Linked DNA regions of Homo sapiens: regions 1 and 3 are each linked to region 2. The links are chromatin contacts, found by Hi-C or POLR2A ChIA-PET in ENCODE. All regions are on one chromosome and are shown on one strand. Each heading gives the region's core, a stretch centred on a gene start or an enhancer-like site at or near the end of the contact. The rest is flanking DNA. Distances are from core to core; before and after follow the strand shown.

Region 1 (3,035 bases), core at 164-2,663, 440 kb after region 2:
AGAACGTCACTTCCCCTATCCAGGCCGCAGGACATTCCCCTTCAGGCCTGAGAGTGACCCAGGCAACATGTCCTTATAAGGGAAAGTGGCTGTGCCCCTACTGGTCCATCCCACAGAGGGGGAGCCTGGGGGGCTCAGGGGAGGCCTGCTGGGAGTGATGGGGTACAGAGATGCTGGAGAGGTGTCTGCATTCCAGGTAGGAACTGGCTTTCAGGACAGCCTGAAAGCAGACCTGCAGGGCACTAACTGCAGAGGGTGTGCGTGGGGAATTTACATTATTGAGTACCTACTATTTGCAGTACCAGCTGTACTATGAAGTAATCACGAGGTCTGTGAATTATCCCCTCCACAGCAGCAGAGCCCAGTGGCTAACTGGTATACCCTGAAGCCAGCCCGCTGGTTAGAAATCACGGCAGTACCATTAATAGCTGAGTGGCGTGGTTGGCGACGTAGCTCTCTGAGTCTCAGTTTTCTGAGCTGAAGAATGAAAATAACATCTTTACCATAAAGGGATGTTCAAAGTAAGTGTTCAGTGAATTTGAAGAGAAATTGTTTAGAAGAATGCCTGATACATAGTAAGTGCTCAATAAATGTTAACTGTTATTTTCATTAACTATTTTTTTTTGAGACGGAGTCTCGCTCTGTGCCCAGGCTGGAGTGCAGTGACGTGATCTCAGCTCACTGCAACCTTGTCTCCTAGGTTCAAGTGATTCTCCTGCCTCAGCCTCCCGAGTATCTGGAACTACAGGTATGCACCACCACAAACCAGATAATTTTTGTATTTTTAGTAGAGACAGGGTTTCACCATGTTGGTCAGGCTGATCTCAAACTCCTGACCTCAGGTGATCCACCCCCCTCAGCCTCCCAGAGTGCTGGGATTACAGATGTGAGCCACTGTGCCCAGCCTCATTAAACTTTTTTTAAGGGGAGAAAACCAGCAGAGAGATATGAGGTCACCTGCCCAAGGTCTCATAGCTAGGGAGGGACAGAGCTGAGATTTGAAGCGAGGTACAAGTCAGGCTAAAGACAGGAAGGGGGCTGGGGAAGGAGACCAGAGCCACTGCTCCCAGTACTTGGCAGGGGTCTGATTATCACCTGTGAGTCCCAAGAGCAGGGATCAGGCTCCCCTTGGGGCACACAACTATGGAGTGGGAGGGAAAGGGAAGCTGTATGGTTTCTCTGTGCCTCAGTTTCCTTCTCTGTAAAATGGGGCTAATTCTACCTTCCTGCTACCAAGATTAGAGACATCGCTTGGAAAAGGCTGTCTTTTCCTCTTCCCACACCTTCCACCCGCTCTTGCTTGTGGGCAGAGGATGAGGCAGCTTGCCCAACCCTCTGGGAGGTGGGCCCCGAAAAGGGCGGGACAAGGCAGCCAGGAGAGCTTCATTAAAGAGTGGAAAAGCAGAAGTGGCAGGGATTCCCAAGTCCCAGCGATTCCCCCACTTCCTCTCCACCTGCCACAGCTGCCAGCGACCGCCCGCCTGAAACCACTGCCATTTGGACAGCATGCCAGGCCACCCAGGAGCAGCTGAGCAACTTGTCAAGACCGGGTAGGTCTGGGGACTTTGGACACTGAGGGCTACAGGTGAGAAAACAGTCAGCCATTGGGGGTGATGGATATGAACCCAAATCTTCAGCTCTGCCATTCCTTGGCTATGTGACCTTAGGCAAATCCTCAGTTCTCTGTGAGCCTCAGTTCCCCATCTGTGAAATGGAAGTAATAATGACATCTACAAGACTGTTGCCAGAATTGAATGAGAAAACACATGCTTAGTACTTGGCACCTGCTTGGCTCAGAGGAAGCACTCACTAAACAGCAGCTAGTTTCCTTGCCATTTTCAATACCCCGTGCAGGAATTGTCATCCAATATGACTTAGGACTGGCTTTCAATCCTTAAAATTGTTTTTATTATTAGCTATTATTCCAAAAGCTACTGTGTTCCAAATATTAATTATATAGTAGAAGGGGGTGTTTAGTCCCAAATTCAAATGCCTTCGGGAGCTGGGAAGGGGTTGCACCTGTGGAAGGCCACCTGGGTGTGCAGACGGACCCGTTCATTGATCAGCAGGATGCAGTCTGCAGGGCTGCTCCCCTGTCAAAGGTGGGTAGTGGATACTCAGCTCCAGCTACCTGTTGCAAAGGTGGGAGCTCTAACCCAGATCTTCTTATCTCTCAAGAAAAGCTGGAAACCCAGATTTTAATGTGAAACTTCCTTATTTCCAAATGGGGGCAGCTTACACACACACACACACACACAGAGTGGGCCACAATAAGGCACATTTGCATATGATTCAGCCTTTAGGGCTTCAAGGTTGTGACCTTCACTCCAGCCCCACAGGCCTCACTGCATCTCAGCTTCCCACTGTTCTGGTTCTCCCAACTCCCTATTTCCCGATGGTCAGAGCACAGGACCTTTGCACACGCTGTTCCTTCTGTCAGGGATGTCCAACTCCCTTCTTCACCCACAAACTGACACTTGTCCTTCCACCCCCAGCTGGAATGTCACCTCTTCCAGGGAGCCTTCCTGACTCCCAGGTAAAACTGGGTCACTCTCCATCTATCCCACCCCAGTCCAGGCCCAGGCATACTATGCTCAGAATTCTTTGTTAATGAACTTAAACTCTAATGGTCTATTTAAGTCTCCTCAATTAGACTGTGAACTCCTTTAGTGGGACCAGGACTTAATTCATCTTTGTGTCCACAGGGGTCAGCACAGAGCCTGGGCACAGAGGAGACTCGAGTGAAACATTTACATCGTTGACATAAGTATCATCAGAGTAACAAGTGGTGCAGTTTTATAGGATCCCTCTTCTGTGCCAGACCCTGTGTAAACTTCTTTACATGGATTATTTCATTTTATTGTCCCAGAAGCCCTGTGACAAAGGTTTCTGTATTAGTCAGGACTCATTGAGTTGCAAGTGACAGATTGATCTTACACTGCCTGTAGAAAAACAGACATCTCCTAGTGTGTGGTCCGGCATAGATTTCGGCTTCAGGCATTTCTGGATCCAGGTCCTCCAACAAGGCCACTGGG
Region 2 (3,097 bases), core at 350-2,849:
TCATTCACGCAGTCAACAAGTGTTTATCATGCACCTACCGTAGGCCAAATCTACAACCCATTCTCATAATTTGTTGATGTTCTTTCCAAAGAAAACAGATAGGCTTAAGGGGTCAGATCCAAATTTAAATCTTGGCTGTGCTGCAATACAGCCATGAGACCTTGTGTCCTTCACCTCTTCCCTCTGAGTCTCAGTTTTCTCATCTGCAAATTGGGGCAATATCTTGCACATATGCAGATGGGGCAGGTACCTGGCAAATGGTTAAGTGCTCAGCACAGAGGAGCTATTATTAGCTTCCACTCTCCTGGGGGCCCTTGGTTAAGCCACTTAAATCCATGAGCACAATTTGAATGTTCACACTTTTTTCACCTCTCACTGGGAGGATTAAGAAGCTAATGATTCTGAAAGCAGCAACGGCTGTTATGTTGCCTAATTGGACCCCAGGGGCCGGCTTCTAAGGGATCCCCCAGTGAGATGAGACAATTTGTAGTGCCAGCGAGATGTCTCCAGGCAGGTCTCTGCTATAAAGGTAAATGTCTGTAAACTGTATCAGTTCATCTTCCTTGTGTGGGTGATTTAAATCACTCCCATACTAGGGACAGGGACAGCTGGAAAGACACCACACTAGGCATCCAGAAGTGGGTGCCCCAATTCTGACTGTCACTGAGAGGCTCTGTGACCATGAGCAAGCCCTTTGTCTCTTGCGGGAGGTGCCACTGAGGACAGAAAGGAATGAGGCTGCAAGTCCCAGACTGCGATGATTTTAGGGAGTCTATAAATACTCCCTCTTTGATTGAAATCGTTGCAAATTAATTTTATGTACATTAGAATCACAACAAGACCATCAAAGTCATAACGTTTCATTTCTGGAACTGGCTTAAGTCATCCTTTTAAAATGAATTTATTTCAAAGGAGTTGTTTTAAAGAAACAACAGGCCAGGCACGGTGGCTCATGCCTCTAATCCCAGCACTTTGGGAGGCTTAGGCGAGTGCATCACCTGAGGTCGGGAGTTCAAGACCAGCCTGGCCAACATGGTGAAACCCTGCCTCTACTAAAAATACAAAAATTAGCTGGGTGTGGTGGTGGGCACTTGTAATCCCAGCTACTCCGGAGGCTGAGGCAGGAGAATTGCTTGAACCTGGGAGGCAGAGGTTGCAGTGAGCCGAGATCGTGCCACTGCGCTCCAGCCTGGTTCGCAAGAGCGAAACTCGGTCTCAAAAAAAAAAAAGAACAAATTAGTACCAAGTGGCAGTAGAGGTGGTCTGAATATACGCCAGAAAGTGGCTCGAGACTATGACATTTGTGAGCTACTGCCATCAGTGGAAGCTCTTTACCTGTGGAGGCCACGATGGGATTAATAGCACCATTTCCTCCCACAAAGCGGGATTTCTGTTCTGCACAGGTAGAGGTTGTTCTGGGTGTGAACGGCTACAAAAGCCTTAAAGGTGAGAAGGATGAAGCTGACATGTGGTTCCCCAGGCCAGCACCTGGGCAAAGCTCTGGGCAGCTCAGCCTGGTTTGGATGAAATGAATCAAAACCCGTCAGCCCCGGGTTGGAACCGGTGAGACTGAAACTGAAAATGAGGTCTTGTCATGCCCAGGGCAGAGGAGGTGCAGGAAGTGAGAGCAGCTGACAGCCCAGCTTGTAGCGTAGGGTGGTGGTTTCACCTCTCCTTGGAAACAATGAGATTAGAGCATCAGTTTCTGAAAAATGCATGTGCATTTTAAAAGAAAAATTTTCCTCTATTCAGGGGAACTCCCCACCACCCCTTCCCAGAGACAGGATACAATCAATTCAAATCCATTTTTCCCTTGAATCATAAGGAATAATAGGTAATATTTCTCAAGTGGTTCCTACAAACAAACCAGGGTTACTGTGGCAAGGACTGCATGAGCATGATCTCTTTATTCTCCACAACAACGCAGTAAGGAAATTATTGTCATCAGTACGATGCAAATGTAGAAAATGAGGCAGGGGGAAGTGAAGGAAACTTTACTAAGGATTCAGAACCAATATCTCCCTAAAGTTATCTGGGTTCCTCAGCACCATTCTGTCTTCATCCACCTACCCCTTCACTCACCCAGAAATAATTTTTTAAGGATCTACCATGAGCCAGGCACTAAGTTGCATGCTAAACAGGAACAGAAATTTAAATATGCATATGTACATATGTTTGTATTAATATATGTAAAGTTTTTTGAGCACACTGCTGCCTCAGGGCCTTTGCACTTGCTGTCTTCTCTGTGCATACGGCTCTTGTTCTGTGTAGCCATGTGGCACCCTCCCTTACCTCCTACAGGTCTTAAGTGTTATCTTCTCAGGGACCTCTTTTCTAGCCACCCTAACAAAAACTGCAACCCTCCACTCTTGCATTCCTCATGCTCCTCCCCTGCCTTTTTCCTTCACAGCAAGCATCACTATGCAACGTGCTAAATACTTTGCTTCTTTATCGTCATTGTCAGCTTTTTGCTTTGTCAGCACCCTAGCGTGGGCTCCATGAGGATAGGGTTTTCTATGCTGTCTCCCTAGTACTTAAAACCATGCCAAGCACATGGCTGATTAAACATTTGTTCAATAAATGAATGAACAAATGAATGAAGGAAGGGGCAGTTCCTTTCATTAGGAAAGACCTCTCTGATGAGAACTGAGGGAGGGCTGGTCCTGCAGAGCCTGGGTGAAGACTGGTCCAGACAGAGGAAACAGCAGATGCAAAGGCTCGGAGGGCAGAATCATGCTTCTCAGTTAAAGCAAAGGAAAAGGGGCCAGGGGCTGGGCCCAAGGAGCAAAGGCAATAGGGACGGAGATGAGTTTGGGAGGCTTCCAGGGATAGACAAGTGGGGCCTGGTGGCCAAGGATAAGGAATTCAGATCTTGTTCTATACTTTTTAAGCACACTAAGTCCACTCCCTGTTTCAACTCATTTCATCCTCACATTGAGTCTGTGAGGTCGGTGGAATAATTACTCCCATTAAACAGATGGGGCAAATGGGTCTCAAGGAGGTTAGGCCACTAGCCAGGGTCCCACAGCTGGTAAGAAGCAGAGGTGGGAATGCAATGGAAGCCACTGGGGGGCTTCTTGGCTCCATGCTCCCTCCA
Region 3 (3,298 bases), core at 405-2,904, 490 kb before region 2:
ATTTACAAATAAACACACACACACACACACACGTATTTATATATATTCTTTTTTTTTTTTTTCTGAGATGGAGTCTCCCTCTGTCACGCAGGCTGGAGTGCAGTGGCGTGATCTCTGCTCACTGTAACCTCCACCTCCCGGGTTCAAGCAATTCTCCTGACTCAACCTCCCAAGTAGCTGGGATTACAGGCGTGCACCACCACGCCCAGCTAATTTTTTTAATTTTCAGTAGAGCCGGGGTTTCACCATGTTGGCCAGGCTGGTCTTGAACTCCTAACCTCAAGTGATCCGCCTGCCTTGGCCTCCCAAAGTGTTGGGATTACAGGCGTGAGCCACCGCATCTGGTCTATATATATATACATTTTTGTAACACAAAATAAGGCCTATTATACACACTGCTTTATCTCTTTTTTTTTTTTTAACTTAAAGTATCTGGACCCCATTCTCCATGATGTGCTTATTTCACATTGCATGCCTGTAACAAGACATCCTGTATACCCCATTGATATATACACCTACAATGTATCCACAACTTCTTTTAAAAGTAAAGTATCTGGGAGATCTTTTTTAACTGTTGAATGTTAAGCAGCTTCATAATGTTTCACTGGCTACATGGTATCCCATCATATAGAGTTTCGGGGGCATTTAAAGGTTGGCTGACTCCAGCCCTGGAATAAAACACTTCCTTTTTTAAAAAATGAATTCGGGGACCAGGTGCGGTGGCTCACACCTGTAATCCCAGAACTTAGGGAGGCCGAGGCGGGCGGATCACCTGAGGTCAAGAGTTCGAGACCAGCCTGGCCAACATGGTGGAACCCCGTATCTACTAAAAATATAAAAATTAGCCAGGCGTGGTGGCGGGTGCCTGTAATTCCAGCTGCTTAGGAGGCTGAGGCAGGAGAATTGCTTGAACCCAGGAGGCAGAGGTTGCAGTGAGCCAAGACCGTGCCATTGCACTCCAGCCTGGGCAACAAGAACAGTGAAACTCCGTCTCAAAAAAAAAAAAAAAAAAGTAAAGAAAAGAAATAGTGTTTTAAAGTGATGACAGTAAGCTTATTTGAGAGGACAAACCCTCTATCAATGATTTAGTACTTACAGAGTAGGAACATGGAAGGAGTAGCCATGTTGGGGCATGCAAACAGTATCTATGCCAGAGGTGAATGTATAAGGCAAGTTAAGATTCTAGCTTTAAAAAAAATAAAAATTTGCCAGGCGTGGTGGCTTACGCCTGTAATCCCAGCACTTTGTGAGGCCGAGGTGGGCGGATCACCTGAGGTCAGGAGTTCAAGACCAGCCTGACCAACATGGAGAAAACCCGTCTCTACTAAAAATACAAAATTAGCCAGGGTGGTGGTGCATGCCTGTAATCCCAGCTACTCGGGAGGCTGAGGCAGGAGAATCACTTGAACCTGGGAGGCAGAGGTTGCAGTGAGCCGAGATCGCGCCATTGCACACCAGCCTGGGCAAAAAGAGCAAAACTCCATCTCAAAAAAAAAAATATTTTAAACCTTCTGGCTATTATCAATCAACTACATTGCAAACCTGTTAAGGATGTTACTGTACATGTCAGTCATGATGTCTGCCCCACTTACCCACAGACCCTTCTAAAGACAGAGCAGAAGTCACCTTCTTTGGTACCATGTGACTGGCAACTTCTGCTCACACCACAGCTGATTGTGTCAGACATGGGCATCAGCCCCAGGGGCAGCCAATGCATGGGCAGGGCAAGTGATTTATGAGATAGCTGGACCCAGAATATCTGGCCCAACAGGAACCAGGTTGACCTGTGAGATTGCCACCTGGGATGCATTTAAATTAGAAACTCCAGAGTAAATCAACTTGTTAAGAAAAGGATTTGAAGCTGAAGGTATAAAAGATATATGAGACAGGAGGGAGTAGGGTGGGAAATGAAAGAACAGAAACTGAATATTCAGAGCTAGGGGGTAGAGAAAAGAAACTAAAAAAAGCGCAAAGGTGGTCAGTTTCCAGCAATACAGCAGATTAGATAGCCTGAAACACTCAACCCCACCCGCAAAAACATCTGGAAATTCTGAGTAAAAGATAACAAGTACTCTTTTAAATGAATCACAGGGTTCACAGGAAAGAAAGGGAAATCCCCCATGTCAAAAAACAAAAATGGAACTGAAACCCAACCGGTAGTGTGAACTGATAGATACTATGCCAGAGGAGGAGGTGTCACGGGTCTCAGAAAGCAAAGACCTCCTAATGCAATGCAAATACAAGGGCAGGAAATCAGGCCTTGGGGCTCATGTAATCCAAAATTACAATATAGAAATCATCCTCCTGGAGCTAGGAGTCAACCCAGCAAGCAAAGGCGTACTTTCAGATAATAGCATGTTTGCACAAAAACCATCGAAAGATGAGCTAATAATTATTAAAGACACAAAAGAAGGTACCAAAATATGCAAACAGAATAATATCATAAAAAACAAAAAAAAACAAAAAACAAGCAGGTTTGATAAAGAACCTGGCTCAGGCCTGTAATCCCAGCACTTTGGGAGGCCGAGGTGGGCAGATCACGAGGTCAGGAGATCAAGACCATCCTGGTTAACACGGTGAAACCCCCGTCTCCACTAAAAATACAAAAAAATTAGCTGGGCATGGTAGCAGGCACCTGTAGTTCCAGCTACTCGGGAGGCTGAGGCAGGAGAATGGCGTGAACCCCAGAAGCGGAGCTTGCAGTGAGCCGAGATCGCGCCACGGCACTCCAGCCAAGGGACAGAGCGAGACTCCATCTCAAAATAAATGAATAAATACATAAATAAAATAAAAACTAATTTCTGGCCGGGCACGGTGGCTCACGCCTGTAATCCTAGCACTTTGGGAGGCCGAGGCAGGTGGATTGCCTGAGCTCAGGAGTTCGAGACCAGCCTGGGCAACAACGGTGAAACCCCGTCTCTACTAAAATACAAAAAATTAGCCAGGCGTGGCAGCATGCGCCTGTAGTCCCAGCTACTCAGGAGGCTGAGGCAGGAGAATTGCTTGAACCCGGGAAGCAGAGGTTACAGTGAGCCGAGATCACACCACTGCACTCCAGCCTGGGCAACAGAGTGAGACTCCGTCTCTAAAAAAAAAAAACTAATTTCTTTCTCTTTTTTTCTTATTTATTATTACTTTTTTTTTTCTAGAGACATGGTCTTACTCTGTAGCCTAGTCTGGAGTGCAGTGGTGCAATCATAGTTCACTGCAACCTCAAATTCTTGGGTTCAAGGGACCCTCCAGCCTCAGCCTCTTGAGTAGCTGGGACTATAGGCATGTGTCACCATGCCTGGCTCAG

The links. A loop is a pair of places that touch in the nucleus more often than their neighbours do. ChIA-PET counts read pairs that join two places held with the same protein, here RNA polymerase II (POLR2A). Pooled maps may share reads with other maps.
Region 1: a pooled map shows a loop between it and region 2 (10-fold over the local background). The contact joins the promoter of OCSTAMP here to the enhancer-like site in region 2. A Hi-C loop is called at or near these places in 2 of 37 single-sample maps with no recorded cell type and 6 of 50 pooled maps. POLR2A ChIA-PET finds 5 or more read pairs at or near these places in 1 of 52 experiments (activated T-cell).
Region 3: a map of naive thymus-derived CD4-positive, alpha-beta T cell shows a loop between it and region 2 (12-fold over the local background). The contact joins two enhancer-like sites. A Hi-C loop is called at or near these places in 1 of 168 maps with a recorded cell type or tissue (naive thymus-derived CD4-positive, alpha-beta T cell) and 7 of 50 pooled maps. POLR2A ChIA-PET finds 5 or more read pairs at or near these places in 1 of 52 experiments (WTC11).

Annotation. Positions count from the first base shown.
Region 1 is chr20:46,549,032-46,552,066 of GRCh38, reverse strand. It overlaps OCSTAMP (osteoclast stimulatory transmembrane protein), which reads left to right and starts at 1,413. Exons shown (of 3, transcript NM_080721.3): 1 at 1,413-1,550. The coding sequence starts at 1,507.
Region 2 is chr20:46,993,038-46,996,134 of GRCh38, reverse strand. The region is part of intron 2 of EYA2 (EYA transcriptional coactivator and phosphatase 2); the gene reads right to left. Among named protein-coding and RNA genes, the nearest start is that of EYA2-AS1, 93 kb to the right of the region's middle. Within about 2 kb of position 1,599, at least 2 of the 41 ENCODE cell types and tissues checked have a DNase peak (open chromatin) inside an H3K27ac peak, as active enhancers do.
Region 3 is chr20:47,486,152-47,489,449 of GRCh38, reverse strand. No RefSeq gene overlaps it. Among named protein-coding and RNA genes, the nearest start is that of NCOA3, 14 kb to the left of the region's middle. RefSeq lists silencers at 1,476-1,535, 1,556-1,605 and enhancers at 1,816-1,865, 1,896-2,225, 2,826-2,895. Within about 2 kb of position 1,654, at least 9 of the 41 ENCODE cell types and tissues checked have a DNase peak (open chromatin) inside an H3K27ac peak, as active enhancers do.